Regions from separate parts of the Mus musculus genome. Here all the other regions are linked to region 1. A link is a loop called in an ENCODE intact Hi-C map of the cell type or tissue named here. Cell type or tissue: heart. All regions are shown on one strand. Region 1 holds the start of Rtca (RNA 3'-terminal phosphate cyclase). Region 2 holds the start of Lrrc39 (leucine rich repeat containing 39). Region 3 overlaps Gm40128 (a long non-coding RNA gene). Region 4 overlaps Lrrc39 (leucine rich repeat containing 39).

Region 1 (8,000 bases):
ATTTGTATTTTGTATGACATTGTGAAAGGGCAGAACTCAGAACAGTGGTTGGCAGTAGCTGGGGACAAAACTAGCTACAAAGGTTTGTAATTTTCCTTCTTTCTTTTTTAATAAAACTTTTTTTTTACCCTCACTTTGGTTCTGGAAATGGTTCACAGATATATATTTGTACAAAATTCTTAAAAGTACATTTAAAGGAGTAAATTTAGTTGTGAAGAACTATGCCACAATAAACCTGGAGAAGAAAAAAACCACTAATACAGATTGAATATCCTTGCCTGAAGATGCTCAGAGCCAGAGGTGCATCTGACTTGTTCAGAGTCCGTAGTATTTGCACAAACACACAGGATGCAAACATGAAATTGACTTGTGTTTCACTCGTTATACACAGACCTTGCACACCGCCTTACAGTGACCTGTGCCCCAAGGTTGTGACCACAGCACACCACATAGAGTCAGGTGGGACATGTCCACCTACTTGGATCATCATGTTGGTACTCAAATAGTTTTGAATTTTATAGTTATCTTTAAGAATTGTGTTATCTGAGTGTGTGTGTGTGGGGAGGGGAGTGTGATAGTCAAGAGGTCACTTTTCAGGACTTAGCTCTGGCCTTTCTTCAGTTCTGGGAGCTAAACTTAGGTCATCTGGCTAGCGTAGCAAGTGCTCTCACCCAATGAGCCATCTCACTGGCTCAAATTCTGGCTCACTCAGTATTTCAGACTAGAGATACTCAACCTGGACCCATTTTCTTCCTTATAGACATGCCAACACTAAAATAAAAACAGGCAATTTATATGATAACTGATAATTTACATAATTATATTTTAGGTCCTTAAAAAGAATCAGTCTGAACACTATCTTAATTTATAATGCAAACCCTAAAGTAAACCTAACCTGTGCCCTCTCCTACAAAAGAACTAGGAAATGTGTGAACAGGATGTCTGTGAGGATGCTGCCGACATTTAAACAGAGACCATGGCGCCCTTACCATCATGGTGTAATCGATCTGCGGGGCCATCTCCGCATTGGTGCCGCCTTTCAGACGGAGCTCCGACGGGGAAGCCGCAAACAGGACACAGGGCATTGAAACCTGCATCAAGAGGCACACACTCCTAAGGAAAAGGCAGAATGGCTTCACTGGACTGTCGTTTGAGTCTCAGAACAGCTGTATTTGTTACTGCACGCCAGTGTGACTTGAAGCTCAGACAACGGAAAAGTTAGAAAACATTTCAGTGTCTGAAGGGTAAAAAAAATCCTGACTCTGACGGAAGTATTTCAAAGCAGAAAGACAAAAGCAAACTGTGCTGAGGTAGTGAGTCAACGGTAAATGGCTTCAGCCTCTCATTTGTAAGGCCTTGGTTGAGTACCCAACATCACCAAAAAAAATTAAGTTAAATTGAAAATAAAAACATGGCCAGGCAGTGATGGCGCATGCCTTTAATCCCAGCACCTGGGAGGCAGAGGAAAGAGGATCTGAGATTGAGACTAGCCTGGCCTACAGTGTGAGTTCAGGACAGCCAAGGCTATACAGAGAAACCCTGTCTCGAAAACCAAACCAAACCAAACTAACAACAAAAGAATAAAACCTTCAAATTTTTTTCTCAAAGATTTCCTGAAAGCAGCAGTTTATGAAAATGCATTTGGAACAGCCAAGACCTACCCCCTTATTCCTGGGCTGTTGCTGTCACCATGCACAGGACACTACTCAAGTATCAAATCACAGCACTGTTCCTCCCATCAGAGAATTCATGTGACTAGAAACAGAATGTTTAACAAGGAGTTTTCTCCTTATTGTCGACATGAAGAATCACAAAACTTAGGCACAGAATGTGAAGTGTTTTTAAAAATGAAGTATCTAGTCAGATTTTTAAAATGAATTGCTGTTCTTGAAAATAAAACCAATCACAATAAACAGAGTTAGTCACATAGGTTTTCCCCTGACCTTCACACACACTCCAAAGCATGAATGTTTATACATGTGTACATGTGTGTATACACAGGAGCATGCACATGCATGTGCGTGTATGTGTGTGTGCACGCACAAACAAATACAATAAATAATATTTCTAAAAGTTAGGAGGCATAGTCAGGTGGTGGTGGCACACGCCATTAATCCCAGCACTCGGGAGACGAGAAGGGGGATGTCTGTGGGTTCAAGGCCAGCCTGGTCTTCAGAGTGAGTTCCAGGGTTACACTTTAAAACCCTGTTTGGGGAAGGGGGGGGATTAGGAGGCAAAAGACTTAAATTCTAATGTCACTTCTTACCCTGACTCCAAGACGGAGGCTAAGTCACTTAACACCAATGGGGTTTGACTTCCTAATTTACAATATGGAAGTTTTAGAACAAATGCTTTCTCTTTCAGCTTCAAATTTTGCGACTGTCTTAATTATAACTATGACTTTTTCTTTTTTGTATAAAATAACAATGTACTAATGAAAAGACACGTCAAATTCTTTTCCTTGCCTTAGGAACATTCCCACTTGACAGATCTCATTTTAAACCTAATCACAGGTGCCTTTGCCAAGAAGTCTGCTTATACCATAGGTCCGATACCATGGGTTATTAAACATCTTCCTAAAAGAACCATAATTCATTTAAAGTTATTTCTGGGCTGTCAAAAGGTTTATAATATAATGTCTTACTCTGTCAAATGCTTCATAACAGAGCATTGCAGTTTAAAAAAAGGTTACTTTAAGAAGCAATCGGGGGCTGGGGATGAACCTCAGGCAACGAACCTGGCCAGAATTCTTGAGGCAGTGGGCTAGCACTCCAGTACCAGACGCAAAATAAGGATGCAATCAACCAAACAGTGCACAAAAGCAAGCAAACGCTGCTTCCTCTCCACAGTCTGTCATCGTGGGACGCTAGGAGGGGCTCTTAGCAGTTTGTTAAGCCACCCATTTCCCAGGAGGCTGAGTGTGTTTGGGTGGGGTTTTTTATGACTCTTGTTTTGTTTATTTTCTGGTAGTGGGAACTGGACACGGCAACTTTACACTAATCAAGCACTGAACTCGGTCCAGCTCCATCCCCAGGGGGGAGGGGTAACCGGGACAGCTGGGATGTTTAGAGTCAGCATCTCCCTGCACAGCAGGAGATGGAACCCAGGACCTTGGGCATGCAAGGCGAGCCTCCGACACTTTCTAGAGTTACATGGGTACTTACTAAGACAATAAGGGAAAACCAGGTATAGTAGTGACACAGGCCTGCAATCTCAGCCCCTGGGGGTGGGGGCAGTAGGGACAGGGACAGGCGGGATGAGTTCAACATTAGTGTTCACTTACAGGGAGACCTTGCCTTACAAAAACCAAAAAGAAATCTGTAAATAATAACAGCTACAACTAAACAAGCAGGCTTATCATTTACATTTTAAAAAGGGAGAAAACTGAACCTCAAAAGGTCCAAAGAGCACTCCCTCGAAGCCAAAGAATCTACATCTGAACCCAGGTCTGAATGGAGGACTGAGTGAGACATACATACCCTGCTGTCTTGGTATCTGCCGTGTGGACTCCACCTCTGATCTTCTCGGGGGTAAAGGTTATCTCTGTTGAGCCGATTTCTGCTCCCTCCAGGTGCCCGCCACACAAATCACGAACCATTTCCAGTCCAGATAAATGCTGAGGCCTTCAGGTCATAAGACTGCATCAAAACGTGTGCCATCAGACTGCCTATACCCCACTCTATGACAGTTACAAAAGCAATGGCCAGAAAACAAGTGTGATGTCTTCCAACAGGAGAACTTTGTCTGGGGCTTTTGATTTCATTCAATGACCACCCCGTGACACCAGTACTACCTAAATTATGTACTCCTCATCCCTAAATTCCCACCTTGAGGCCTCAACCCACACAAAATGTGATCATTTAAACAGGCCTTTTAAAGGTACAATCAACATAAGGGAGGCTATTAGGGGGTGCGGTAATACAATTTGACTGCTATTCTTATGAAAAGAGAGGGTGAGATTAGAGGAACAGGGATGTAGTTCAGTGGGTAGAGGGCGTGCACAGTGTGGAGGAGGCCTTAGGTTTTATTTCCAGAACCACATAAACTGGGCATGGTGGCACACAGCTGTAATTATAGCATCTGAGAGGTGGAAACAGGAGAATCGAAAGTTCAAGGTTATTCACCCTAGCAGAGAAGTTCCGGATTACCCTGGACTAGATGATATCTTGCAAGAACAATTAACAATAAACCTACCATGACAAGAACATGGACAAGCTACCCTGTTTCAAGGCGTCCTAAGGACAACTAGCGGCCTGCCCTATGGACAGAAACGGAGAGCAAAGGCCGCACTCTTAATTGCCGCCCGGGCCTCCTCCCCCCTAGAACCCGGGCTCCGATCTCCGGGCTCCCAGGCCCCCTACCCAAACTCCCCGCCCGCCCGCCCGCCCGCAGTACCTGAGGCCCGGCGTGCTGCGGCCCGCGCGGATCTTCTGCACGCGCAAGGGTAGGCCCAGGAGGCAGCTCAGGGCGGTGGAGACCCTGAGGATCTGGCCGCCCTGTAGAGAGCACCGGGGTGGAGAAATGACAGAGGTTGAATGGAGGCCCCCGCCGCCACGGCTCGCCCCGGCCCCTAGCAGTCCCACACTCACCCCTTCCATGATCCCACCGTCCACCTCCACCCGCTGGCCCTCCATGGCGGGCGCCTCTGAGCCCGGCCGGCAGCGACCACGTCCCTGCTGCAACCGGCAAAAGACGAGGCGCCCGCAAGCCCGCAGGCCTGATAGTGCGCTTCCGGGCCGAGCTCGCCGGAAGGAGAAAGAACCCGCGCCTCCCGGGAAACTGTTGCTGTGGAAACGAATTCCCCAGGGGACCCTGCCGGCAGCTGTACGCATGCGCTCCACCCAGCGCTCAGAGAGGCCGCGCGGGGCGTTGTGCGACTGTGTACCCAAACTAGCAGGGAACTGGGCTGGCCACAAGGGGGTGACACAGCAAAACCTTCAGGCTCCAGAAGCCCTTTCCCCCCAACAGGTACATTCTTCAGTTATCCCCCAGGCTGGTATTTTATTTTCCCAATCATGTGTAAGCACTGCCTTCTCCAGCATCCTCGGGTACCTCAAAGACTGGGAAATGAGGCTGAATTGTGTGATGAAACATCACTGTCGCCTAATTTCGATACTGTACTAACACAGTATTTTGGAAGCATGTAGATTACTTAAATCAATCTGGAACGTGCTCCAAGATGTGAATGGTTACTTGAAATGTTACCGTCAGAGCCTGGCCCCTGGCAGGCCTTAACAAAGTAGGCTCAGCCAACACCTTCTCAGTAGCCAAGCCAAGAAATAAGTATTAATGGAAGGCAGAAAGAAGAGATCTGTTACGTGTGGTCCCATTGGGAAGAGAAAAAAATAAATAAATAAACCTAGTCTATCTTCAGGGTTCTGATGGAAAGCTTAGGTTTAAGTAGAGAGCAACAGTGATTCACATGCAAGCAGTCCTAATCTAGGTGTGGTCCAGGCCAACACTGACCTGCCATCGACTCAATCTCTTCTGCAAAGTGGTCTAGCAGATTTTAGAACTGTAAAATCTCTTCCTGGGGCTGGCGAGATGGCTCAGTGGTTAAGAGCGCCGACTGTTCTTTCAAAGGTCCTGAGTTCAAATCCCAGCAACCACATGGTGCCTCACAACCATCCGTAACGAAATCTGATGCCCTCTTCTGGGGTATCTGAGGACAGCTACAGTGTACTTACATATAATAAATAAATAAATCTTTTTTTAAAAAAAAATCTCTTCTTGGATGACAAACTTGCCCCCCGGCTGGCTCGGGAACTCCGGCTTTTCCCATGGCCTAGCATGAGACTCAGAGAAACTTCCTTGTCTCATGGTCCGCTAAACCAAAGGGAGAGGCACAAACCCATTATAGTGTACAGAAGATGGTTTAGCGGCCTAAGAACCTAAAAAAAGGAGATACCAGTGATATAATTTTACAGACAGGAAATAATAAGACATTGAAGCAAGGCTGCTGTGCGAATATACATGTTGTACTTTTTAAAAATTATTATTATGTGAATGGGCATAATGTGTACACATTCATCTGTACACAGAGGCCTGAAGAGGGTATCGAATTCCCTGTGACTGGAATTCCAGAGGATTGTGAGCCACCAATCACACGGGTGAGAATCTGACCTGGGTCCTATGGAAGAGCAGCCATCTTCCCTGTGGTACCTTGATTATCATACATATTAGATTCCTATTACATAAATATAACACCCTCTGAAGAAAGCTAATCCTTTTTGTTTTTATTAATCACAGTGCTGGAGGCTGATGTCGAGGTTTGATGCATGCCAAATAAACACTGTACCAAACAGCTATAGTCTCGACCCCAGCTTATGCTTTCTAAAGCCGAACTCCTGCTGTTACTTGGGTGGTAGAAGGAAGTGGACAAGATAGAAGTATGAGGTAGAAACTGTCCAAAAAGCTGTAAGTGATATTGTAACCTGCATTGAAGGAGTGAGTATAGGCAACAGAGACACTCAGAACTGGGATTTCCCCAGGAATTCTTCTCAGGTTGGAAGAAAGACAGAAAGACCAAAAAACAGACAGACAGACAGACAGAAAGAAAGAAAATGTGTCTTCACAAAAGGTTTTGTCTAAAGTTTCAAAAGCAGTATTACTTAAAACAGTCCCAAAGCAGAAATAACGCCTATGTCATTAAAAAAAAAAATTAACATCAAAAGCCTCACAAGATCAGTGAAGTTAGAACTTTCTGGTTATTGTGTGTATGAGAACTGGAAATTGTCAAACCAAAGAACAGCAGGGAATCTCATTTTTGTAGAAGTTACTGCATAGTTTAGAGAGCTCCCACTCAAGTCAACAAGAAAAGTCAACAAGAAGGCTGGTGTGTAGCTCAGTTGGTAGAGTCTGCCTAGCAAGCTCAACAGGTCTGCTTGTTTGGGTTTTGGTTTGGTTTGGTTTTTGGCCACAATTGTATGTATTCAAAATGGGGGTGCTATGTAAAACCCTGACCCCCAAAAGAAGAATCAATAAGAAAACAATGAAAAATGAATGCACACAACAGAGAGGAAACAGTTAAAAGTACATGAAGGAAGCGTTTGAAGAATCAATATCCAGGGTTGGTGTGGGTGGCACATCTCTTCAATCAACAAAGGCAGATAGAGCTGTAGGAGCTTGGAGTACATACCAGTTCCAGGCCAGAACTACACAGACTGGGAGGGGGAAGGGGGGGCGGCATCTCAGAACCAATAAACACGTGAAACCTGTTTAACTTTACTAATAATTAAGAAACTTTAACACCATAATGCCATTGAATAGGTAAATACCTATTACTTCTAAGGCTGTCAAATGAGAAACAAAGAATAGTCCCACTCTCAGCTGCTAGACAAGTTATTTTGTACAAGCACATTGCAAAGCAATCTAACATCGCCTAAGTTAAAATTGAAGATAAACATTAGCTGTCTCAAAATTCCATTTTTAAGCTAGGCTTGGTGGTTCGGGCCTGTAATCCCAGATACTAAGCAGGCTGGGGGAATAGAAGCATAATCATGACTTCAAGGCCACCCAGACAGCTAATCGAGATCCTGTCTCAAAACTAGTAGATAAAGAAGCAGAGAGCTGGCAATGATGCTCAGTGGTTATAGACGGCTTGCTTAGCTTATGCAAGACTCTAGGTTCATTTTACAGTGTCTGTCTCTGTCTCTGTCTGTCTGTCTCTGTCTGTCCCCCTCCCTTCCTCCTTGGGTGCCTCCCTTTCTTCTCTGGGTCCTTCCCTCCCTCTTAGTTTTACTAACCAAAAACACGGTTGGCTAGTCAAGAATTGCATCACTTGGCGCTAGTAGCGCTAGTAGCAATGCCCCATTCAGATCTAGTGAATAGGTTCCAAAACCCGGCTACAAACAAAGATAAGAACACAATCATATATGGAATCAGGATCTACTGACGTAGGATGATAAACTAGTTTGTTTCCTGAAAATAAGATAGAATCGAGAGAAGCCTGAATGGAAGAAAGTTACATAGTATCTTTCAAGAGCCCTAGGAACAACTAA
Region 2 (8,000 bases), 55 kb after region 1:
AAGGCCAAAGTGTGGACACTTTGCCCCTTCTTAGAATTGGGAACAAAACACCCATGGAAGGAGTTACTGGAGCTGAGACAAAAAGATGGACCATCTAGAGACTGCCATACCTGGGGATCCATCTCACAATCAGCCTCCAAATGCTGACACCATTGAATACACTAGCAAGATTTTGCTGAAAGGACCCAGATATAGCTGTCTCTTGTGAGACTATGCTGGGGCCTAGCAAACACAGAAGTGGATGCTCACAGTCAGCTATTGGATGGAACACAGGGCCCCCAGTGGAGGAGCTAGAGAAAGTACCCAAGGAGCTAAAGAGATCTGCAACCCTATAGGTGGAACAACAATATGAACTAACCAGTACCCCCCGGAGGTCGTGTCTCTAGCTGCATATGTATCAGAAGATGGCCTAGTTGGCCGTCAGTGGAAAGAGAGGCCCATTGGTCTTGCAAACTTTATATGCCTCAGTACAGGGGAAAGCCAGGGCAAGAAGTGGGAGTGGGTGGGTAGGGGAGTGGAGGGGGGGAGGTATAGGGGACTTTTGGGATAGCATTGGAAATGTAAATGAAGAAAATACCTAATTAAAATAAAATAAAGGGGAAAAAAAGAAATTTAGCCCTGAGTCTAAGGTAATTAAGATGAAATTTAAATGTATTGAATTTTATCAGGAGACATTAAATGGCTGATAATAAAGAGCAAAACTCACTTGTCACACACACACACAAAAAAAAATACCCTCACTGTATCATTTCTCATACAGTTTGTGCATATTACAAATGATCATAAAAGCCGGGCCTGTAGGCTTGCACCCACGGTCCTAGCTGGGTAGAAGGCGGAGGGAGACGAATCTTTTTTGAGCTCTAGAACTTCAGATCAACCAGAGCAATGCAGAAAGACTGTCACCTGAAAAATCAAATCAAATCAAATCAAATCAAATCAAATCAAATCAAATCAAATCAAATCAAATCGGGTCTGGAGAGATGGCTCAGCTGTTAATATCTGTTGCTCTGACGACAAAACAAGGTTGCTTTCCCGACCACCCACGGGATGGCTCATATCCGATCTGTAGCTCCAGTTCCAGAAAATCAGGTGCCATCTTCTGACCTCTCTGGGCACCGCAGACATATCCGCAGGTGACACACTCATACACATGAAATAAACCCTTGGAGAAAGAAAAAAAGGAGAAGATGGTTGATTTTTTTCAAACTGATCATAAGATTTTCTCAAAAGCTGGGCCAATACCAGAAAACAGTGTTGCATAATTCACACTAATTTCTTGGGAAAGATTAATTATTTCCATAGAACTGAAAGTGGCCCACCAATATGAAGCAGAATAAACACCTCCTTTTAATTTGTTGTGCACTTGATACCTCATTCAACATACGGGGAAGGTCTGGGATGTAGCTCAGTTGACGGTGCTTGCCCAGATTGCATGGAATCACCATGTAAAACCCAGCATGCCCTTAGCCCTAGCACCCCGGCTGATGCAGGAGGATCAGATGGAAGGTAAGTGTTGAAGACAATATGGAAACACTTATTCTCTGGTAGGAAGTGTGCTTTAGGATAGCCCTCAGAAAACAATCTGGGGATAAATATCTCAGTCTCTCTGTCTCTGTCTCCAGGGTCTCATGTAGACTAGGTTGGTCTTTATGGAGAAAACTCGATGAAACCCATTATTTTTGTAGAAACAATATATGCTAACAGAACATGATATTATAGAGTTCTGAAGAGCTGTGGGTGTGGCTCAGTGGTAGAGTGCATATCAAGCATACGGCAAGATCCTGTGTTCTAGCACAGCACTAAAGCATTGTGTATGCGTCTGTGTGTAGACATAACATAAAAATTAGATAGTTTTGAAAGATCCTGACAGAGTGTAAAAGGTCACAGAAGCCCTGCAACTGGCAAAATAGATTTCATTGTCAGTAGAAATAGCTTCACTGATTTAGAAAAATAGAGGTGCACAATGCTCTGGCTGCTCCTTGAACCCGTGTGTCTGCCAATGTTCTGACCGTTCCTTGAACCCAGGTGTGTGCCCACTGCTGCACCTCACTGCCAGGTGTTTATGATATTGGTTGCTATATTGGTTGCTGGGATAGAGTCGGAAAATCTCCCCAGCAACCACAGTCGGGGCCAATCCGTAGTTGCTGCACCTTCATTAGACTCTTTCCTTGTTTCCCTCCCATACCCATTTCTTTTTTTTTTTTTTTTTTTTTTTTTTTGGGCAGGACCTAGGTTTATTTCAGTCTATGAAAAACTAAAATTCAAAGAAAATTAAATCTTGCTTAAGGGAACATTGTAAAGTAACAATTCTTGATATCACGTGCCTCTTATGATCCATCTGAAAACCATAGAGAATTACATTGTTTTGTGTGTCACTGTTCCAAGAGACAAAACAAATTTAAACAGCTAAACCATCTTAAAAATGCACCAAGCTTATGAAGTCTCAAACAAAACTTTAATTTCCTGTACATACTCCTGTCAGATGAAGTTATTTCCTGTACACCACTTTTGCAAACTGATCTTCTATTTCCTTTCATTTGACCTAGATCAGCTACGAGACCTAGAGAAGGATCGAGACGGCTTGTGATTTCTCTCACGAGACAGAGACCTTTCTCTTCTCCTATCTCTAGAAAGTGACCTGCTCCGGCTTCGGGAAAAGCTTCTCCTTCTTGGGGATCTGCGCCGAGGTGGAGGACTCCTCCTGCGGTAATCATCTCGAGGACGACGACCCCAAGAGGGAGGCGGCCCACGATTCCGACTTCTCTTTTCATCATTCGACAGTTCCACTCTTACACGGCAGCCACACAGTGTTCTTCCATCTAGTTCCCGGACAGCATCAGCAGCATCTCGGGGATCCTCAAATTCGACGAAAGCAAAGCCAGGAGGGTTTCGAGCAACCCACACACTTCTGAGTGGTCCATAATAGCCAAAAGCCCGTTCTAATTCAGTCTTGTTTCCATTATTTCCAAGATTACCTACATAAACCTTACAATCCAAGGGACAGGAATCACGATGCATTTCGAGATCCTGGGTTCAAAAGGCCCAAGCTCAAATCCTAACGCTCCGACAGGCCCACCCGCTTCCCTCTGGCTCTGCTCCTACAGATTCTCGGTCCCGCGGCGTCACGAAATGGCCCCCATACCCATTTCTTGAGGAATCAATCATTTTAGAATAGACATTGTTTAGATCTGGAAATCCCCTACTCTCCCCCTTCTCCTTTCCCCCCTGAGGGCCTATAAAACCTGGGACCCCTGTCCCCTCGGGGTTGACTCCTCTACCCCTGCGTGAGATATGAGTCGTCCCCAGAGCTCTGGTTTTCCCGAATAAAGCCTCCTGTGGTTTGCATCAAGTTTGGTCTCTCATGAGTTCTTGGGGGTCCACTATTATCCCGAGACTTGAGTGAGGGACTCCCTTCGGAGGTCTTTCAGTTTTACCTCTTATATTTTATCTGTGTACAGATGTGTACAGATTTTTAAAAGCTAAGAGTATAATTGTCTTTTTTGGTGTGAGAGGTTTCAAGACACTGTTTCTCTGTGTAGCTTTGGCTGTCCTAGAACTAGCTCTGTAGACCAGGCTGGTCTCAAACTCAAAGAGATCTGCCTGTGTCTGCTTCCCTGGAGTGCCGGAATTAAAAGTGTGTTCCACTACCACCTGGCTGTATGTATAATTCTTAAGAACATGGAATTAGGTCCTGTCTGTGGGAGCTGAGAGTTAAAAATGGAAAGTTAATTAAGTCTGAAGTCCTAGGCTTGAGAGTGTACCTGATAGCAGAAGGAGGTGGACTGGACAGGGCTTCAGTCAACCATTTCTCCCTGAAACTGAAGCTTAGGTGCAGCACAAATTGCGGTTCCTCGCCACACCTTCCCTATTCATTCATCTGAAGCACTGGGGCTTTTACTTCAAGGTAGTGAGGGGCTTTGTCCTGTTGCACATCAGTGTATTTTGAAGTTGCTTTGCTTCCAACAGATCCACTATGTTCTGTTAAGTATGTAAGATCTGTAAGTCATGAAAAGTGGACGGACTTTTAGAAAGAATTCTTTTCTGGCACTTAGAAATTGTTCTCCCTCCAAGAGGCCGGAGAGATGGTGCAGTGCTTAAGAGCACTTGCTCCTGCAGGAGACCCAGGGTCATTTCCCAGCATCCATGTGATAGCACACAACCATCCATCACTCCAGTTCCAGGAGACCCAACAAGTTCTTCTGGCCTGCAGGGCACTGCATGCATGTGGCACACAGCCATACATGCACACAAAACACCCCCCCCACACACACACAGTTAAAAAATTTAAATTAATTTAAAAAGAAATGGTTCTCCCAGAGACTTTCCTGGTGTTTGTAGGAACACACTCATGTACATTATCAGAGACTTCCCTGGTTTCTGTAGGAACACACTCACATACATTATCAGAGACTTCCCTGGTGTCTGTAGGAACACACTCACGTACATTATCAGAGACTTCCCTGGTGTCTGTAGGAACGCACTCACGTACATTATCAGTTGAACCTTTGCACAGAAGCCCCACGTGACTCTTGCTATTCTCAGCCTTGTCCAGGAGCTAAAATTAGAAGTAGGCTGACATGACTTTTCACTTGGTCACAGCCCGACAGAGTTTTAGTCATTTGGAGCCACACTGGGGGAAAAAAAAATCACCTTGGATCTGATTCTAGCTGAGAATCAGGGAGCTCTGGGCATGTTGGCTGCAGCAACCCCCTATGGTAAGTGCTTTTCCGAAACAATTTTCCTCCGTTCCTTCTGCTTAAAGAAATTACAGGTGACGATCTCACTGAAAAAGTTTATCAGCTGATCACAGATATAACTTCTGAGCCTTGTAAGGGGGCTGTGGTCACTTACCTAGCCGTCGTCCTCTGGGACACAGGAGATAGGCTTCCTGAAAGTTAGAGTTTAAGGTTGTGTTTCTTCAGTTGTTTAACTTTTGAAAGCAGCTGCCCCACCGTGTCATTGACACACTTAGCTCGCTGCTGTGCTGTGTGCCTTTCCTTCACAAAGGAGCTAGATGCAGAAATGCCTTGTTACAAACTTGTTTTTTTTCTGAAGCAAATCTGTCATGTTAAGGAAATTAGTATTAGAGATGACCAATATTTAATGTCAAGCAATGAAATAAGTTAACAAATGAGAGTTTATATAAAGATAATGCAATACGGAGATAGCTTGCATTCATGAAATATTTTAATTGTATATGGTTGAAAGTATTTAGTACATACATCAGCTTTATTAACATCTGATACAATAAATTCTAGGTGACATGTCCAGGCAGTAAGGTCCCCAGTACATGTTCTTCAAGGCTCCTCCTTCCACCTCCCACTCTCTTCTCTTATTTGTCCATTCTTTCCTGACTTCCTTTCTTTCCTTTTTTATCCTTCCTTCCTTCCTTCCTTCTTTCCTATTTTGGTAAGGTGTTGTGGTGTACCTAAGCTGCTCTCAAACGTACCATCCTCCTGCATCAGCCCATCAACAGACATATACTATTATGCCTGATCCCAAGGTCTCTTGACTGCAGAAAGATCTCACACTCAGCTCCTGTCTGTGGGCTCCGCGCACTCTGCTCACATCCCTCTCTAAGTAATACTCTGCATATTGTAGATGACAAAGCAACCCAAAGTTTTCTTCTGACAGCTCTTTTCGGGTTCCTTTTCTGACTGCCTCCATGAGCCTCAAATAATTTTAATTCTAATTCTACAATTTAGACATGATTAGCCAAACGTCCTGGGCCAAATGAAGGTATCCATGAAAAAGCAAAATTCCATGATGCATTCATTTTATTATTATTATTACTAATTATTATACTATTTTGAAAAATCATTGTTGGGGGACACTTGTTCATAGTGAGCAGGAATGTCTATACCTCGTATATCACCTATGCTCTTTGAAAGTAGTTACAACCAACTCACAGTTCCACCAATGCAAAGCACTGGGGGAATCCTCTCACCCAAACTTTCACCAATAGTTGGTAGAGTCAGTCTAGTACAATTGGCCATTTTGATGAGGTATGTATAGATAGTTTACTATGGTTTAATCTATAGAATCTTAAGGCTAAGTACAGTCTGTGGGTTTTTGTTTTGTTTTGTTTTGTTTTGTTTTGTTTTGTTTTGTTTTTGCCATTTGGATTTCCTGGGCTTTTCCTACCTTGCTGGTTTTACTTGGTTGCCTCTTTTTCTTCCTTCTTATTAAATGTTAGATGCAAACAACGGGTTTCTCCACAACATCGTGATGCACACGTGGAGCACACGCTGGTCACAGCCACATTTCCTGTGGCCTCTGCTACTGTACTCTCTGTCTTCTGCACAAGCCGTCTCCTGTTTCCTAAAAGTTCTCCTACTCTTTCTCATAAAAATGCAAAACAGTTATCTACTTACTTTGTTATTTCTAAAACATAGGTATTCCTGTGTACATTGCTGTGGAATTGTATACCACAGATGTATTTCTGTGTGCATTTCTGTGGAATTGTATACCACATATGTATTTCTGTGAAATTGTATACCACATGTGTGTGGATGCCTTTGGAGGTCAGGAGAAGGCATCAGATCCCCATGAACTGGAGATAGGCAGTGGGAACGTCAGGATATGGATGCTGGGAACCAAGCCTCAGTCCCCAGGAGAGGAGCAAACGCTCTTAGTTATGGAGCTGTCTCTCCAGCCATCTTAAAACAAAACAAAACCAGGCTTAATTGATTTCCTTGTAGGAAGCCTTATGTTGTAGACACAGCTGGGGCCTGGGGCCTCTGCATGCTGTCAGGCTGGTGGCAACCACCTTTACCTGTGGAGCCATCTTGAGGGCCCCAGACTTGCCTAATGTATCGTAGCTTAATTACTTTCCCATAGCTGGATGCAAGTCTGGTTGCAGGTTTTCATTATCATGGACGACATGGTAACAAAGGAAGCGGATTGGACAGCAGTTCCTGTTCCAACCATGTGTGCTCCCTTGAGGGTTAGCTTCCTCATATGAATACTAAAGGCAACAAAAATACTCACATCATAGTTTACATGGGTTTAAAATAAGGTATGGGCTGTGGGGGCACACACCTTCAATCCCAGCACTTGAGTGGCAGAGGCAGGTGGAGTGGAGTTCGAGGCCAGCCTGGACTACAGAGTAGGTTCCAGGATAGCCAAGGCTGTACAGAAAAATCTGTCTCAAAAAGCCAAAATAAATAAATAAATAAATAAATAAATAAGTAAAATAATAAAATAAGATATGGCATGCAAATATATGTGGAATAGCTGGACGCAAACATCACCTCTCATGATTGTTATCAATCATTAATATTCTGAAACATGATGTCTTTCCCCTGTCTGGTATACTTAGGTCTTTACTGAGGTGTCCTGTGACTCAGCTCTTCAGAACGTAATGAAGTAGATGACTTGACTACAATGTGGGAAAATCATGACAGAAAGTGCGGTTTGTACCGGGGCCGTCAGTGCTGTAAAGGAAGTCTGGGAAGAAAGAATAAAGAAACACCATGAAGACGTGAAGCGGGAGAAGGAATTTCAGCATAAGTATGCTGTGACGTTGTTTTAGATTAGAGAAAACCCATAAGCTCAGATTTGAAAACGACCATTTAGTAAGAGCCTCATTGAATTTGACAGGTTTTTTATGTGCTGAAAACACAAGATATTCTTCTTTAAGTAGTTTTATTTTATGTATATGAGTGTATGCATGTAAGTCTATCCATATTTGTGCAGGTACCCATAGAGACCAGAAGAGGGCACTGGATCTGCTAGAACTGAAGTTGCAGACAGTTGTGAGCTGCCCTGTGGGTGCTGGGAACTGAATTCAGGCCATCTGGAAGACAATCAAGTGCTCTTGACTACTGAGCCATCTCTCCAACCCATAAAAGAGTCTTTATTTTTTTTTCTCATTATTATTCTTATATGTGTGGTTGTTTTGCCTGCATGTATGTCTGTGTACCTCTTGCATGCAGAGCCCGCAGAGGCCAGAAGAGGGTGTTAGAGCCCCCGGGACTGGAATTATAGATGATAATGAA
Region 3 (8,000 bases), 330 kb after region 1:
TCATGCAACACCCTTACTGGGGAGACTAGCCATCTATTTTTAAATGCCCTGTTGGCAGACTTCAACAGACAGCTGTATTAGGTGGACAGAGGCCGACTGCGCGTGGGGAAGAACATCGTGTTAACTTGGTTATTTTTAGTTGTGAAACCTCCTTTTTAAACCCTAATATTAGAAAAAGAGAGGTATACACACAACAGATACACACATACAAGAGAGAGAGAGAGAGGGAAGGAGGGGGGAGGGAGGGAGGGAGGGAGAGAGGGAGGGAGGGAGGAAAAGATTAAGAGACCCTGTGCAAGGTCCTAGATTCAATCCCCAGCACTAAAAATTTAAGTTTTAAGAACACACTCAAGTTGAATGCTCTTAAAGCTTGGATGGAAAGATCTGCTGTTAGTGCCTCAGAGTACACAGCCCTGCAACCTATGCGTTACCATTGGCAGCAAGCCTGCCATTTCCCTGAAAAGCCTCCTTTTATTCTTCTGGGAATCCTGTCAGCACTTCTGAGCAAGTGCAGGAGTGGGTGGTTGATCAGCAAGCTTCATGCTGTCTTGTTTAAAAGTCTCACTCAGGTGGAAGTATACTACAAAACCTACCAATGTATCTCTATCTATGTACCTATGTGTCTGTGTATCTATGTAACTATGTAACTATGTATGTATATGAATAAATCTATATTATCTATCTATCTATCTATCTATCTATCTATCTATCCATCCGCCTACCTATCCATCTATCTATCTATCCATCTATCTATCTATCTATCTATCTATCTATCTATCTATCTATCTATCTACCTACCTACCCACCTACCTACCTGTCTATCTATGTGTTTATCTATACCTCCCCTGCTCTGTGTGTGTCTCTCTCTGTGTTTCTCATCTGTGTTTACAGTCTATTTGTGGGTTAAGTCCTGTCTTAAGTCTTCCTCGGCAGCAGGCGTACCAGCAGTAGTTGCACCTGAGTATGCACTGTCTCACTTCCCTGGAGTCATGTTTGCTGAAAAGGGGTCTGTTGAAGCTGGACCCTACTCCAGCCCCATTGCTTTTGTCTCATTTCTCCCCCTAGACATGTCCCAGACTGAGAATCTATCAAACCTCTCCAGCAGGGCTGTGGTCCTGCATCCTGCCTTGACACTGGGGTGTGGGAATGCTGCTTGGGGCTGCGAAACTAGAGGGAAACACTAGACTGCTTTTACCCTACGCCAGTCAGCCCCAGTGAGAAATAACAGAGAATTAGGCTGACGCTGGGGTTCCCTGACTCCTGGACATCCAGTCACCACTAGAAACCATAGAGTCAGGAACAAAGGGGGCCAGTGGGCTGAGGATGAGCCTGGTGGCGTTGGGGGGAGGGGAACTCTAGCTTAGTTTAGCGATGATGAGTCCAGGAACCCTGAGGGGCCTTCTGAGGGAGACTTAGGCAGCATGGCTCTGTAGACAAAGGCTTTCTCCATGTTCCCCATGGTAGTTCTTGGTGAAAGTGGCGGTTCATGCTTATCCATACCATTTTCTGACCGTTCATTGTGGAAAATGGGTCCATTATCACTTCCCCAGGGTAGACCAGAAATTAAATACCGTTTGCAGAAAGGAATGTCCAGGAAGGGAAGCTTATTGGCTAAACCCTCAGGGCCTCTAAATACCTCACTAGCAAGGGGAGATCTTTGTTTTGGGCTACATGACCACTGGTCATGTCCCTTTGTGGGTCACATGTTCTGGGCCAGGAATCTTGGTAGGGAGCAGAGACATGCCTACCATCCTCAGATGGGTCCCTGGGACCTGGGGTCTGTGAACCCAGTCAACCTTACCCAGTTTCCTGGCACGGACCACTGCGCCACAGGACTCATCTGGTTGGTCTCTCGGGCAAACTCAGTAAAATGAAAAGAGAGAACGAGCAGGCATCATACCTGCTTGCCGTTGTTTTGGGGACGCCCAAAAGAGTTCAGGGTTTTGTCAAAACCAAGTCACTGGAGAGTTTAATTTTCCTTGGGGGGAGGGCAGAATTCTCTTGTGTGTTTGTTGCTACAGTCAAAGGTGAGCTTACTCTAGGAGAGCTAACAGAAGACACTGCTCAGACTGTAAGCGGGAGAGTTTTATAAGGGAAGAGGTCATGTTACTGACACGACTGACCCAGAAACCCACAGAACTACAAACACACATTATCAAGCTTTCTCCATGTTGTTTGCAACATTTATGGTGGATATTTTTGTTTTGGTTTGGTTTTGTTTTTCGAGACGGGGTTTCTCTGTATAGCCCTGGCTGTCCTGGAACTCACTTTGTAGACCAGGCTGGCCTCGAACTCAGAAATCTGCCTGCCTCTGCCTCCCGAGTGCTGGAGTTTAAAGGCGTGTGCTACCACGCCCGGCTGATATTTTTTAATGTTGCTTTCAACTTGTTTGCTATTTTCAGCAAGCGATTACCACAACACACACATACATCATGCATATATACATACATGCATATATACACACATACAGGCATGCATGCATACATATATAATTTTGCGTCAGGGGCATGGAAGTCTGTAATTTAAGATTAAAGCTATGTAGGGCTGGAGAGACATCTCAATGGTTAAGAATACTTGTTCTTGCAGAGGACCTGGGTTTATTTCCTAGTACCCATGTGGCAGGTAACAGCCATCTGTAACTTCAGTTTCATGAGGTCTGACGCTCTCTGTGGGTCGACGGGGCACCTAGTGCACACACAATCATGCAAGCAAGATATTCTTGATCACAACATAAAATAAATAAGCATTTATAAATGGGTTAAAGCTATCACTTAACTTAGGCTGTAAAAGCTGATTCCATGTACAATCCAAGATATAGTGAGGTTGGGTATATTGTTCTCTCAAAGGCAGGTTAAACGTAAATAGGCTGAATGCATAGTAGGACAGCAGGTTAAGTATGCAGTCTTGAATGCTCTCTAGGCACCTTATTAACATGGTGGCAAGATCTGGGAAATTAGTTTATTTTTAATGCAAGAGGTGTTTTCATAAAAAATGTGTCACTACAATTTCCTTTGTCTCTGTTCATAGCACTATAACAAAATGCCAGCTATTATGTACTTTACAGTTGCGAAGCCTTACAGTTGTAAACCACGATCGAGGATACTGAAGGTTTGATGTCTAAGGAGGCTTCATTTCCTGCTGCCTAGATGATGCCTTTCTGAATCTTCACAGGGTAGAAGCCAGCGAGTTTCTGAAGCTTCTTCACTGAGGGCACGAATTCTGGACCAACTCTGAACAAGACGGGCTTTACCCGACACCGACTGCGATACAGTTGTGACTTAGACATGTGGGCTCTTGGACTGTGGAAGTCTCCTTAAGTCCCTGTTTCAGGGGGGCCCTCATTGCTGCTCCCCAGTCACTGTTGCTCTGCGGGTTATGCAGGATACAGCCCTTTGTCTTTATTGGGGACATATCAGGGACGGAGCTTTACGGGGATGGAGGAATAAAAAACAAGCAAGCACCTCCCTTGCCATTCAAGGACCAGACAGGGGGAGCCGTGAGCTGCCATAAAAGGAAATGAACTTGTTCTTCCTCGGAGTCAGGCATTCGGAACACAATGTCCTGGTGTCTGCTGCCCCCGTGTGGACATTTACATGTGTTGACTTCAGTCTTGGGTTTTCCTTATTAGGTGGTTCTATGCCCAAAGAAAGAATAGGTCAGATACAAAGAATTTTTTTTTTTTTGGAGGGGGGGGGGTGTTCGAGACAGGGTTTCTCTGTGTGGCCCTGGCTGTCCTGGAACTCACTCTGTAGACCAGGCTGGCCACGAACTCAGAAATCCGCCTGCCTCTGCCTCCCAAGTGTTGGGATTAAAGGCGTGCGCCACCATGCCCGGCTAGATACAAAGAATTTAAGGCGTCCTTCTGCCTCAGCTTGTCCCCAAATCCCTCTAGGTTCCCTGTGCTCTAAGGGTCACACGTATCCACTGCCTTTTTCTCCTTGGTGGTATGCTATCCTGAAGCAGGACTAAGTCCACACTGGATCTCCCCTGCCTTTAAGAGCTTTTGAAGAATCAGCTTGGGGAATGGAAACCTCCAGAGAATCGCCCTTTTCTCCTTACCTTGAATGTAGATGGCACGCACGACTAGTTTGCCATTGGCATAGCGGACAGGATGGCTTGTTATGTCTATGATTTCGTCCTGTGGTGTACGTATAATGTCCCGGCTGTCTCAGTCGCTTTCTGGGCTCGCATATGTGACTACGTAGCCACACTATGAAGTGCTGTGAAAAGGAGCTGAGTGTGGTGATGGATGTCAGCCTTCAAGAAATGGAGCCATTGGTGCAGGAGGACAAGCGCAGTCGTATTTCTCTAACAATCACATGAACCCAGAGGCAGATCACTCTCCAGTTGAGATCCGAGCCCTGGAAAATACCCGGATTGCAGGTGAAAACCAGAGGGCTGCATGAATCTGTGCCTAGATTCTGTTAGGGAAGAAACGTGTGCTGTTTTTTTTTTTTTTAACCAGCGGGTGTCTGCGAACCTTTGCTATCGACAGAGAAACAGAACTCTGCTCTTTGGTTTTTACTTATGACTTCCCTGTCCGCGGGACCGCATCACACATCCTAGTCTGTGTTCTAGTTTGCTGTCTGGTGCTGTGATAAATACCAGGATCAAAAGCAGCTAGGGGAAGAAAGGGTTTGCTTGACTCGAATGTCTCTATCACAGTCCACTGTAAAGAGAAGTCAGGGCAAGAGGAGAAGCAGGAACTGAAGCAGAAACCAGGGAGGAGCACTGACAGCGTAGTACACTCAGCTTGATTGCCTGCCTCCCTCCTTTCCTTCCTTCCTTCTTTTTTGTTTGTTTGTTTGTTTGTTTGTTTGTTTGTTTGAGACAGGTTTCTCTGTTTTACCCTGGCTGTCCTGGAACTCACTCTGTAGGCCAGGCCAGCCTAGACCTCAGAGATCTGCCTGCCTTTACCTCCGCAGTGCTGGGATTAAAGGCATGGGCTACCATGCCTGGTTCTCAGCTTGCTTTCTTATACACCCCAGGACCACTGCCCATGGTGATCTGATTCCTCCAACATCCATTATTAATCAATAAAATTCCCTGCAGACATGTGCACAGGACAGTCTGATGGAGGCAATTGGAGTTGAGGTTCCCTCTTCCCAGATAACCCTACCTGTGTTCAGTTGACCAAAATTTAACCAGCACAGTTAAGTTTTTGAAAATCAATACAATCAACAAATAACCTTTGGTTTAGAACTGCTCTTCCCTCCCACCAAGAGTCTGGCACGGACCTTGCTCTTTTGGCTCCTTGAAGGTGAGTCCTCTGTCAGGGGCTATCCCAGCTCCTTACCAGAGTCCTGAGGGGGCTTGCATATGTAATTTACCTACTCAAGGTAAAGCTGGTTTAATGACAAACTTTGTTCTTTCACAGTATGAGCTATTAGACTTTCCATGGCTTCAATCTTAAGTTGCAACAGGCTCCTTAATCCTTTCACAGTTACAAGAAACTTATGATTCCTGGGGAAATAGACAATTCACAGAGCAGAAAAATATAAAACCAAAATGTCTTAGCTAAGGTTTCCATTGATGTGAAGAGACACTGTGACCAAGGCAACTTTCATGAAGGTTGTTACTGGGACTGGGTTACAGGTTCAGAGGTTCAGTCCATTATCTTCCTAGCAGGAAGCACTGCAGCATCCAGGCAGGCATGGTGCTAGAGAAAGAGCTGAGAGTTCTCCATCTTGATCTGAAGGCTCTCAGGAGAAGACTATCTTCAGGCAGCTAGAAGGAGAGCCTCAAAGCCCACCCCCACAGTGACACACATCATCAACAAGGCCACATTTCCTGATAGTGCTATTTCTTAGGTCACACATAGTCAAACCACCACATAAAACTTCTTAAAGTTAGGAAACTATTGAATTTACAAACAAAGCTAGTAAGAAGCAGTCTATGATGGATGTCATGGCGGATCTATAAAATGAGAATAGGCAACTGAAAACTCTCAAGGAAAAAAAAAAACTTGGAAAACATCCTAAATCAATCCAGTATATATCAGAAAATCAGTAGACAAAAAACGGAATAGATTTTAAGTTATATATAGAAGCAACTGACTGCTGTCCAGGTAACTGGGTAGAATATGTGTTTTTTCCGTTCACAAAAATAACCAGTGAGGGACTAAGATTAGAGATCCCAAGTTAGCCAAAATCTAGTACTACATTCACCTTTGCCTTCTGAACTTCTGAACTTGGTGTTTCCTATAAAACATCTGCCCTAAGAACAGACTGGTACCACAAGTAGGCTCCTGAGTCCTTTTGTGGTCCTAATCAATCAGTCTTGGGTGTGGTGTTCAATAAACGATTCTTGCTTAACTGAGATCTGTATGTGTATCGTTTGTGTGTCAATTCTTTAATCCCAACATGCATCTCCATGTCTAATGCCAAGATTTTCTTCAGATCTTCAACTCCTTTGAACTTTGTTGACTGCAACACATTTTTTTTTCTCTTGTGTTGGTTCTTCTCCTTGTTAGCAGCTCTCTTTGGCAGGTATGTCTCCAGGACAATATAGGCTTCACCTGTCTAGCTTCACACAATGGGCTCTCTGGACCTCCATGCAGATGCCCTTGCCGTACTCCTGGCTGGCCTCAGCAGCTTTCCTTAGTCACAGAAGGAGATTCCATAACTCTTTCACAAAATGGCTTCTCTGGGCCTCCATGCAGGGACACCCCTGCCAGATGCCTGGACTCAACAGTTTTCCTTAGTTGCAGAGAGAGATTCTACATCCCCTTAGTTCTATCTTTGACTCTAGAGCCAGAGCTACATGGCTGAAGCTGCCAAGTTCAGCTGCTTGCTGGGGTCAGAACATGGCCCCCTTATTCAATTTTATCTTTACCAGTTTTCTGTTTTCAATGGTTTTCTTCTCTCTCTAAACTTGGCTGGCCTGGAACTTAGAGATCTGTATGCCTCTGTCTCTTGAGTGCTGGGATTAAAGGTTTCTTCTGTTGGAACTCAAGGAGTCTATTGCCATGCCTGTACCTCAGCTTTTCTTTAATTCCTTCTCACAAGATTGAAGCTTAGCAGAGTGGGATCTCGCACTGAAGTTACCACTCCCTAAATTCCATTTTTACGTTTGTTTTCTCCATTTCATTAAAACACTCTTGATAAGAGTGAAACACAGAACAAAGTCTATAGTAGGCTGTTTTGAGATTTCTTTTGCCGATGCAATTAATTTAAATCTCTCCACTTTAGCCCTAGACAGATTCTTTGGACAAGGGCAAAAAGCAGCCACATCCTTCATCAAAGTGCCACAAGAATGATCTTTAGGCAGCATATTAAAATTCTTCCCCTCTAAAGCCCCTTGAGCCCCCACAGTTTAAATCACCCTCAGAAACACTGTTTTCCATGTTCTTGCTAGTATGGCCCATTGTGCCCTGCTAAAAGCATCCCACTGCTTTCCAAATACAATGTCTCAAAATAAATATTCCTCCAAACAAAAGCATGATTGGACCTATCACAGCAAACCCCCAGTTCCTGGTATCAGTTTCTGTCTTGTTAGGGTTTCATTGCTGAGAAGAAGCACCATGACCAAGACAACTGTTATAAAGAAAAGCATTAAATTGTGGCTGACTTACATTCCAGGGTTTTAGTCTATTCACTTTGTAACAGAAAGCATCATAGAATCCTGGCAGACATGCTGCTGGAGAAGGAGCAGAAATTTCTATATCTTGATCTCCAGGTAGCAGAAAGGAATTATATGTTATACTGGGTGTAGCTTGGGCATAGGAGACCTAAAAGCCCACCCTCACAGGGACAAACTTCCTCCAACAAGGCCACACCTACTCCAACAAGGCCACACCTCCTAATACTGCCGTTCCCTGAGTCAAGCATTCCAACACATGAGTCTATGGAGATAATACCTATTCAAACCACCTCATGTGTTATCACAGATTTGGCCATGTAGGGATAAACATGATTCTTTTAGGGTGGCAGAAATAATCTGTACCTTGATTGTGGTGGCTACATGACTACATGTACTAAAAGGAAAAATTTTTACTCTCT
Region 4 (8,000 bases), 70 kb after region 1:
GTGAACTGTTTACCCCCAAAGCCGTCTCCTCATCCTGCCTTTTTGCAATAACTAAAAAACTCTGTATTTGTGTACTCGGTGAAGATGGGACAGAAGGAATTCAAAATACAGAATGTTGGCCACCAAAGTTAATTAAGTTATATCTTAAAATGTTCAGTAAGATAAAGAGGGAAGGAATTTTGTGACTTTAGGTCTATAAAAACTTGAGTTCAGGGCTGGAGAGGTGACTCAGTGCTTAAGAGCACTGGCTGGGGCTGATGAGATGGCTCAGCCGTTAAGAGCACTTACTGCTCTTCCAGAGGTCCTGAGTTCAAGTCCCAGCAATCTGTAATAGGATCTGATACCTTCTTCTGGTGTGTCTGAAGACAGCGACATTGTACTCATATACATAAAATAAATACATCTTTTAAAAAAATCTTGAGTTCATCTACTTACATGACCCTTTTTGAGTCATTTTATTCATGAAACAGAAATAATGGCACTGCCTTTGTGTGGTGGCTGTCATAATTATTCATTAACATGATTATTTAAGTGTCACAGTGAACCATTTACATAGTTAGTTTTTTCACATAAAAGTGGGGAACAGAAGTATTTTAGATTTAAAAACTGGAGCTATGAGCATTACTATGAATACATTTTAAAATTGATCTGGGCATGGTGGTGCAGACCTTTATGAAGTACTCAGGAGGTAGAGGCAGTTGAGTTTGAGGCTACCAGTTCCTGACTAGCCAGAGCTACATAGGGATACTCTCTCAACAAACATTCTAAAAACGAGACAAAAACCAGTAAGAGGAAATAACAAGTAAAAGAAAAGTAAGCCGGGCAGTGGTGGCTCACACCTTTATTCCCAGCACTTGGGAGGCAGAGGCAGGTGAATTTCTGAGTTTGAGGCCAGCCTGGTCTACAGATTGAGTTCCAGGACAGCCAGGGTTACACAGAGAAACCCTGTCTTGAAAAAAACAAAACAAAATAAAACAAACCAACAACAAAAAAAAGAAATGCAAATATATCCACATAGAAACAAGATATAAGAGTGTTCATAGTAATGACAGATATCTGATTCAGGACAGGCACTGGCCCTGAGAAGCAGAGCGACAGAAAGCATTGCCATAGCAGCATGTACTTACTCATAGGTTGAGCGCAGTGCTATGTGGTACAGAGCTTGAAGTCAGCTACTGCCCTTAAATGCAGAATTCTTTCTCTTTTCTTTTCTTTTCTCTTCTTTTCTTTTCTTTCCTTTTTTCTTTTCTTTTCTATCTCTTTCTTTTTCTTTCTCTCTTCCTCCCTTCCTCCCCCTCCTTTTCTTCCTTCCTTCCTTCCTTTCTTTCTTTCTTTCTTTCTTTCTTTCTTTCTTTCTTTCTTTCTTTCTTTCTTTCTTTCTTTCTTTCTTCCTTCCTTCCTTTCTTTCTTTCTCCAGATTTTATTCCCCTCCTGGGAACAAACACCCTCCGACTGTTCGACATCCTATACCTCCTCCCCTAGGAGGATGTCTCCATGAGGATGTCCCACTCCCTCCACCCCCACCCAGCCAGACCTCCCCACTCCCTGGGGCCTCCAGTCTCTTGAGGGTTAGGTGCATCTTCCCTGACTGAACCCAGACCCGGCAGTCTTCTGCTCTATATGTGTCAGGGCCTCATATCAGCTGCCTGGTTGGTGGTCCAGTGTCTGAGAGATCTTGGGGGTCTAGGTTGAGACTGCTGGTCTTCCTACAGGGTTGCCCTTCTCTTCAGCTTCTTCCAGCTTTCCCCTAATTCAACCACTGGGGTCAGCAGCTTCTGTTCATTGGCTGGGTGCAAATATCTGCATCTGACTCCTTCAGCTGCTTGTTGGGTCTTTTGGAGGGAGTCATGGTAGGTCCCTGTTTGTGAGGGCTCCATAGCCTCAGTAATAGTTCTCCCCAATATAGGGCATTTCATCTAAGGTCTCTCCCTTTGAGTCCTGAGAGTCTCTCACCTCCCAGGTCTCTGGTGCCTTCTGGAGGGTCACCCAACCTCCTACCTCTGAGGTTGCCTGTTTCCATTCTTTCTGCTGGCCCTCAGGGCTTCAGTCCTTTTCCCTTACCCAATGCCAGATCATGTTCCCCACTCCCTCCCCAAATCCCCTTTCCCTGCTGGGTCCCTCCCTCCCAAGTGGGACTGAGGCAGCCTCACTTGGGCCCTTCAGCTTGTTGATCTTTTTGACTGTATCTTGGGTATTCTGCATTTTTTTGTTTTTTGTTTTTTTGTTTTTTGGCTAATATCCACATATTAGTGAGTACATACTATGCATGTCCTTCTGGGTCTGAGTTACCTCACTCAGGATGATATTTTCTAGTTCCATCCATTTGCCTGCAAAACTCAGGATGTCCTTATTCCTAATAGCTGAGTAGTACTCGATTGTGTAAATGAACCACATTTTCTGTATCCATTCTTCTGTCATGGGGCATCTGGGTTGTTTCCAGCTTCTGGCTATCACAAACAAGCCTGCTGTGAACACAGTGGTACACGTGCTCCTGTGGCATGGTGGGGCATCTTTTGGGTATATTTCCAAGAGTGGTATTGCTGAATCTTCAGGTAGATCTACTTCCAATTTTCTGAGGAACCTCCAGATTGATTTCCAGAGTGGATGTACCAGTTTGCAATCTCACCAGCAATGGAGGAGTGTTCCTCTTTCTCCATATCCTCTCCAACATATGTTGTCTTCTGAGGTTTTGATTTTAGCCATTCTGATTGGTGGAATCTCAGGGTCATTTTGATTTGCATTTCTCTGATCACTAAGGACTTTGAACATTTCTTTAGGTGTTTCTCAGCCATTCAAGATTCCTCTGTTGTGAATTCTCAGTTTAGTTCTATACTCATTTTTTGATTGGTTTGTTTTTTGGGGTTTCTTTTGGGGGGGGCTTAGCTTCTTGAGTTCTTTATATATTTTGGATATTAGCACTCTATCAGATGTGGGGTTAGTAAAGTTTTTTTCCCAATCTGTAGGTTGCCAATTTGTCTTATTGACTATGTCCTTTGCCTTATGAAGTCCCATTTATCAATTCTTGATCTTAGAGCCTGAGCCATTGGAGTTCTGTTTAGAAAATTTCCCCCTGTGCCAATGAATTCAAGGTTCTTTCCCACTTTCTCTTCTATTAGATTCAGTGTGTCTGGTTTTATGTTGAGGTCCTTGATCCACTTGGTCTTGAGCTTTGTGCGTGGTGACGAATCACAGAATTCTTATTGAGTAAGCTCAGTGTCTGGAATAGGGAACACAAGTTAAGTTGGTCAGACCTGTAACCTTCAAGACTGTTTTCCCATAGAATTCTCAGTCACTGTTGCCACACAGGTCCTATTAGCCCTGGAAAGTATTTATCTTGGAAGAGAAGTTGTATCTGAAATTTTTTCTTATTTCATTTTACTTTAGCCCAGGTTATTTTCTTGTTTTGTTTTGTTGAGAGAGGATATTGATGTGTAGCTTTGGCTGTCTTGGAACTCACCACATAGACCACATGGCCTTGAACTATGTGGCCTTTTGCCTCTAGTGCTTGGATTGAAGGCGTGAGCCACCACACCTACCTGTCTCACCTTTCTGAGACACTGCCTTTGTAGCCCAAGCTGCCCTCAGTCTCTAGGATTTATAGGATTTATATTTTTTACCATGATGCCCAGGTTCTATTATCCTTACATTTTATTTGTTGTGGACTCCTGTGTCTAAACAAAGCTCAGGTGGAATGATGGAAGTCAGTCAACTCTATGTGTGATTTGTTGTGTGTGGGCTACTACTTTAAACAAAATCTACATAACATGAACTTTTTAGATGAAATAGCTCATCAGGGTGTGTCTTCTAGTAATTTACATAACACTGTGGATGATTACTTAAAATCCTTACTTCGTCCTTAGCTCAGCAAACTGTTAAAACTCACTCACCTTGACCTGAGTATGAATCAGTTCACTACGATCCCTCATGCTGTGTTGGACATGCCTGCCCTCGAGTGGCTGGATATGGGAAGCAACAGCCTGCAACAGCTTCCTGACTCACTAGACAGGTAAGATAGACTTTCTGCTACTGATCATCCAAAGCCACCTAGGAAAAATAAGAAGCAATATACCAGACAACTAGGAGCCTAGGAATAATCACAACAGACCCAACTAGTTTGAAATCCATTCTTTCAGTAGCCTGATTTCATTATTATGTAGGAGGATCTGGGGAGGGGAAAACTGCATTCAAAACATTAACAATGTGCACCTGATAGTGCGTGCCAGGCCCTTCTCTTAAGCAACAAAAAGGATGAGGGAAGGATGCAGAGACGTTTGTTATGTATGCCCAAGTCTCAGCAAGTGGCGTTAGTTGGATTTGAACCCAGGGATTGTGGCCTCAGTCCAATATTGTTATGCCCAGAATGGGAATATTACTAGTTTCTGTATTTTAAGATTCATATTAGGTGACATTTACAGCTGTTCATTTAGAAAACATGAAAAAAGATGACCATGCAAATGTTGGTTTCATTCCTGCCGACAGATAAAAGCTAATCTTTAGTGAATTCCTTGATGTAATTTCCCTGGCAATTAGGTAATAAGAAAGAATGGAGTTTGTTAAATCAATAAATTCATTTTACTGAATGTTAAATAATAAATAAGTGAATAGATTAATTTAGTTATCTAAAAATTAAATGTTACAAATGACAAGTCCAGCTTTTCATATCCTATTCATACTCTAATTTTCCAGAATGCGAAGTTTACATACACTGTGGCTGCAGAGGAATGAAATAACATGCCTGCCAGAGACAATCAAAAATATGAAAAACTTGGGTACTCTTGTTCTCAGCAACAACAAACTACAAGATATCCCAGGCTGCATGGAAGAAATGACGAATCTGAGGTAAGCGGGTGTTAGCGCACAGCCATACTTTCTCCAGAGGTCAAAATGGAGTAAAGCAGACTCCGACCAATACATTTGGGTAGTGATTTACAGGACTCTGTGTGTGTGTGTGTGTGTGTATTTAAAACTTACTTTTGTGTATGGATGTCTTGTCTGTGTACTACTTGTGTGTCTGATGTCCATGGAGGGCATAAGAGGGCATTAGATCTCTTAGAACTGGACGCAGAGGCTTGGGCTGCCATGTGGGTTCTGGGATTAGAACCTGGGTCCTGGAGAAAAGCAGCAAGTGTGCTCTTAACTATTGAGCTATTTCTTCAGCTCAAAAAGAAAAGAATTAAACATATTTTCCAATGTTGGAATTTAATAATTTCATGAATGTGATTCATGTAACATGAATCTAGCTTATTCAAGAGTTCTTGAAACTAAAACAGTACTGGGATTTATGAATTTAAAGAAATGTCTTTTGTTGGTGACAATATTATATAATACCTCTCTTTTTACTGCTAATAAACATTCTTTGCAATACAAAAATTAAAAAAATAGAATATCATTTTCTTTCTTTATAACTACATATAGGCACAGATAATGTATATAGCCTATAGAAAGCAGACTTTATTGGGGCTACTTAGTAGAACTCCGATAAAATTCTCTCTAAAATGTAATTTTCTTGATGGAGTGAAGCAATGGATACCTGAACCTAAAACGTCCACAACCAGTCATTCATGCACTGACTGACCTAGCGGCACTGACTGACCTAGCGACCTTTAACTTTGTACTTGATGGTGACAGCACAGATCCATAACAATCCATAAAAACTATATTTGTAGCATTAACCATACACTTATGATATAACTTGCTCACATGTTATGAGCTAATTGTGTCTTCGCAAGATTTTTTTGTGGACGATACTGATTCTTCTAGCACAGAAACTTACAGATTTTTGGATTTATTAGATCCCAGCAAGATAATCTGTTATCAAAAATAGTTAAAAATTACTATTAAAAAGTAGTAACTCAATATGCTGTCATTTGATCTTTCTCCAGGAAGATATATGTACATGCACTTCTATGGCACCTATAAAAACACTGTTTTCTGGTGAACTGTTAGGTTTGTCAACTTCCGAGACAACCCACTAAGACTGGAGGTGACGCTTCCTCCCAGCGACAACACAGATGGAGAGGAAGAACAGGAGTTATTTGGGCTGCAGTTTATGCACGCATACATACAAGAGTCCCGGAGAACAGGTATGAGGTTTGAACAACCAGATGAAATATTTTTGAAGAAAATGTGTACACAATCAAGTGCTATCTTGTCATCCTTTTATGGGTTTCTATCAAACGGTGGTCATTCTGGCCAACACTGAATGAGGGAAAAGGAATTTTGATTCTGTTTATAATTTTGATAAGTACTAGGGGAGACGCCGTAAAATCAGCATTTCAAATGGAATGAAGGAAATCCTTCTTCAGCCAGGCACTTGCCGCACAACCATGTGAAGTGACACGCCCTTCTGCTGGTTTCTCTCTGTAAATCCACTTCTCCAGGGCTGGGACTCACACTGTGGCAAGCACCCAGTCACTGAGATACAGCTCTGCCCTCAGTGCAGATTTTAACTAACTTGTTTTGTGTGTATGTCTGTGCGGCATGTGCATGAAGAGCTAATGCAGATCTGATGCGGGCGGCGTGTCAGATCCCCTGGAACTGCAGTTACAGTTTAGCTGCCATGTGGGTTCTGTGGAAAAGCTCATCTTCTTGTGGATACGCTCCTAGATACTGAGCCATCTCTCCAGGCCCCCAACTCCATTTGATTCTTAAAGAATCATTACTTTTGGGGGCTGGAGAGATGGCTCAGTGGTTAAGAGCATTGACTCCTTTTCCAGAGGTCCTGAGTTCAATTCCCAGCAACCACATGGTGGCTCACAAGCATCTGTAACAGGATCTGATGTCCTCTTCTGATGTCTCTGAAGAGAGCAACAGTGTACTCACATTAAATAAATAAATGTTAAAAATAAAAGACTTGGGCTGGAGAGATGGCTCAGTGGGTTAGAGCACCCGACTGCTCTTCCAAAGGTCCAGAGTTCAAATCCCAGCAACCACATGGTGGTTCACGACCATCTATAATGAGATCTGATGCCCTCTTCTGGTGTGTCTGATGACAGCTACAGTGTACTTATATATAATAAATAAATAAATCTTTAAAAAAAAAAAAATAAAAGACTTATTATTACTTTTGTCTCCCAAGTGGTAGATGGGCCACATTGAGCATAAACAGACCTTCCTCATTATCCTGGTTTTCTATAATCTACAAGTAATAATTCAAAAGTAATTTTATCTGGGGTGAAAAATACTGAGAACATGGACTTTATTCAACACTTAGAATTAAAGGCGTGTGCCACCACACACGCCCGGCTGCCAATTCTTAAATTTCTAAATTTGTCTGTGTTCAAGATAATTACAATTATTCTTTCTAGACCTATATTGAAAAAAAAAAAAAGCCTCACTCAGGCGTGGTGGCGCACGCCTTTAGTCCCAGCACTTGGGAGGTAGAGGCAGGCGGATTTCTGAGTTTGAGGCCAACCTGGTCTACAAAGTGAGTTCCAGGACATTGAGGGCTACACAGAGAAACCCTGTCTCGGGGAAAAAAGAAAAAAGAAAAAAAGAAAAAAAGAAAAAAAAAAAAGCCTCACACTCAGATTGATCCTTGTTATAAATTTATACTGTTTATTATAACTGGAGCTCAAAAAATGAAAAAAATCAAATAAAACCTTTACCAGATTAATACACAGAGTTCACACTATAATTATATACTGGTGTTATATCTTTCAGAAGACCAAGTCAACTGTCTGACTCAAATGCCAAGCTCTATACATTCTGATGGAGAAAGTAATTGAAAGAGCCCTGCTGAAAAGGAATACTTTGACTACTTGGTGAATATTTTTGTGAATATCGAAATATAATTTAAAAATAATTTAAATTTTTTTGTTTGTGGAAGACAAACGTCACGTTCATGTTTCCTTTCATTGATGATGTTTTTCCTGCGATGACGGATGAGCTGGTACGGCAGTTAATAATACGTTTTCCAGAGACACCAATGGGTCCGTATAGTACTGTAAGGCAGGACTGAAGCCTTTCTGCTGTAAATACTGGAGTCTGCCTTGGTCAAT

Evidence for each region. Peaks named below come from ENCODE experiments on the same cell type or tissue, not always from the same donor. Only the 100,000 strongest peaks of a DNase experiment are listed, where the experiment ranks them.
Region 2: a loop joins it to region 1, with 3 times the contacts of the local background. A loop is called at or near these places in 11 of 42 quality-filtered maps.
Region 3: a loop joins it to region 1, with 8 times the contacts of the local background. A loop is called at or near these places in 13 of 42 quality-filtered maps.
Region 4: a loop joins it to region 1, with 4 times the contacts of the local background. A loop is called at or near these places in 16 of 42 quality-filtered maps.

What each region holds. Positions count from the first base shown.
Region 1 is chr3:116,503,356-116,511,355 of GRCm38, forward strand. Rtca (RNA 3'-terminal phosphate cyclase) reads right to left here and starts at 4,820. Exons shown (of 11, transcript NM_025517.3): 1 at 4,590-4,820; 2 at 4,396-4,496; 3 at 3,480-3,623; 4 at 990-1,113. The coding sequence starts at 4,634. In heart, a CTCF peak has its summit at 4,909 (motif pointing right); a DNase peak (open chromatin) is centred at 4,826; H3K4me3 peaks cover 1,838 bases; H3K27ac peaks cover 1,465 bases.
Region 2 is chr3:116,558,409-116,566,408 of GRCm38, forward strand. Lrrc39 (leucine rich repeat containing 39) reads left to right here and starts at 4,575. Exons shown (of 9, transcript NM_175413.4): 1 at 4,575-4,715; 2 at 7,322-7,512. The coding sequence starts at 7,400. It also overlaps the pseudogene Gm9761. In heart, no CTCF peak of the experiment used is centred here; a DNase peak (open chromatin) is centred at 4,523; H3K4me3 peaks cover 2,981 bases; H3K27ac peaks cover 3,729 bases.
Region 3 is chr3:116,832,651-116,840,650 of GRCm38, forward strand. It overlaps Gm40128 (a long non-coding RNA gene), which reads right to left. Exons shown (of 3, transcript XR_867574.1): 2 at 4,060-4,361; 3 at 2,707-3,634. Among named protein-coding and RNA genes, the nearest start is that of Gm40128, 4.9 kb to the right of the region's middle. In heart, a CTCF peak has its summit at 3,578 (motif pointing left); DNase peaks (open chromatin) are centred at 81 and 3,561; H3K4me3 peaks cover 608 bases; H3K27ac peaks cover 2,706 bases.
Region 4 is chr3:116,573,559-116,581,558 of GRCm38, forward strand. Lrrc39 (leucine rich repeat containing 39) reads left to right here. Exons shown (of 9, transcript NM_175413.4): 6 at 3,861-4,006; 7 at 4,687-4,839; 8 at 5,947-6,083; 9 at 7,663-8,000. The coding sequence ends at 7,727. Trmt13 (tRNA methyltransferase 13) reads right to left here. Exons shown (of 12, transcript NM_030016.3): 12 at 7,170-8,000. The coding sequence ends at 7,854. Among named protein-coding and RNA genes, the nearest start is that of Lrrc39, 15 kb to the left of the region's middle. In heart, a CTCF peak has its summit at 3,957 (motif pointing left); no DNase peak of the experiment used is centred here.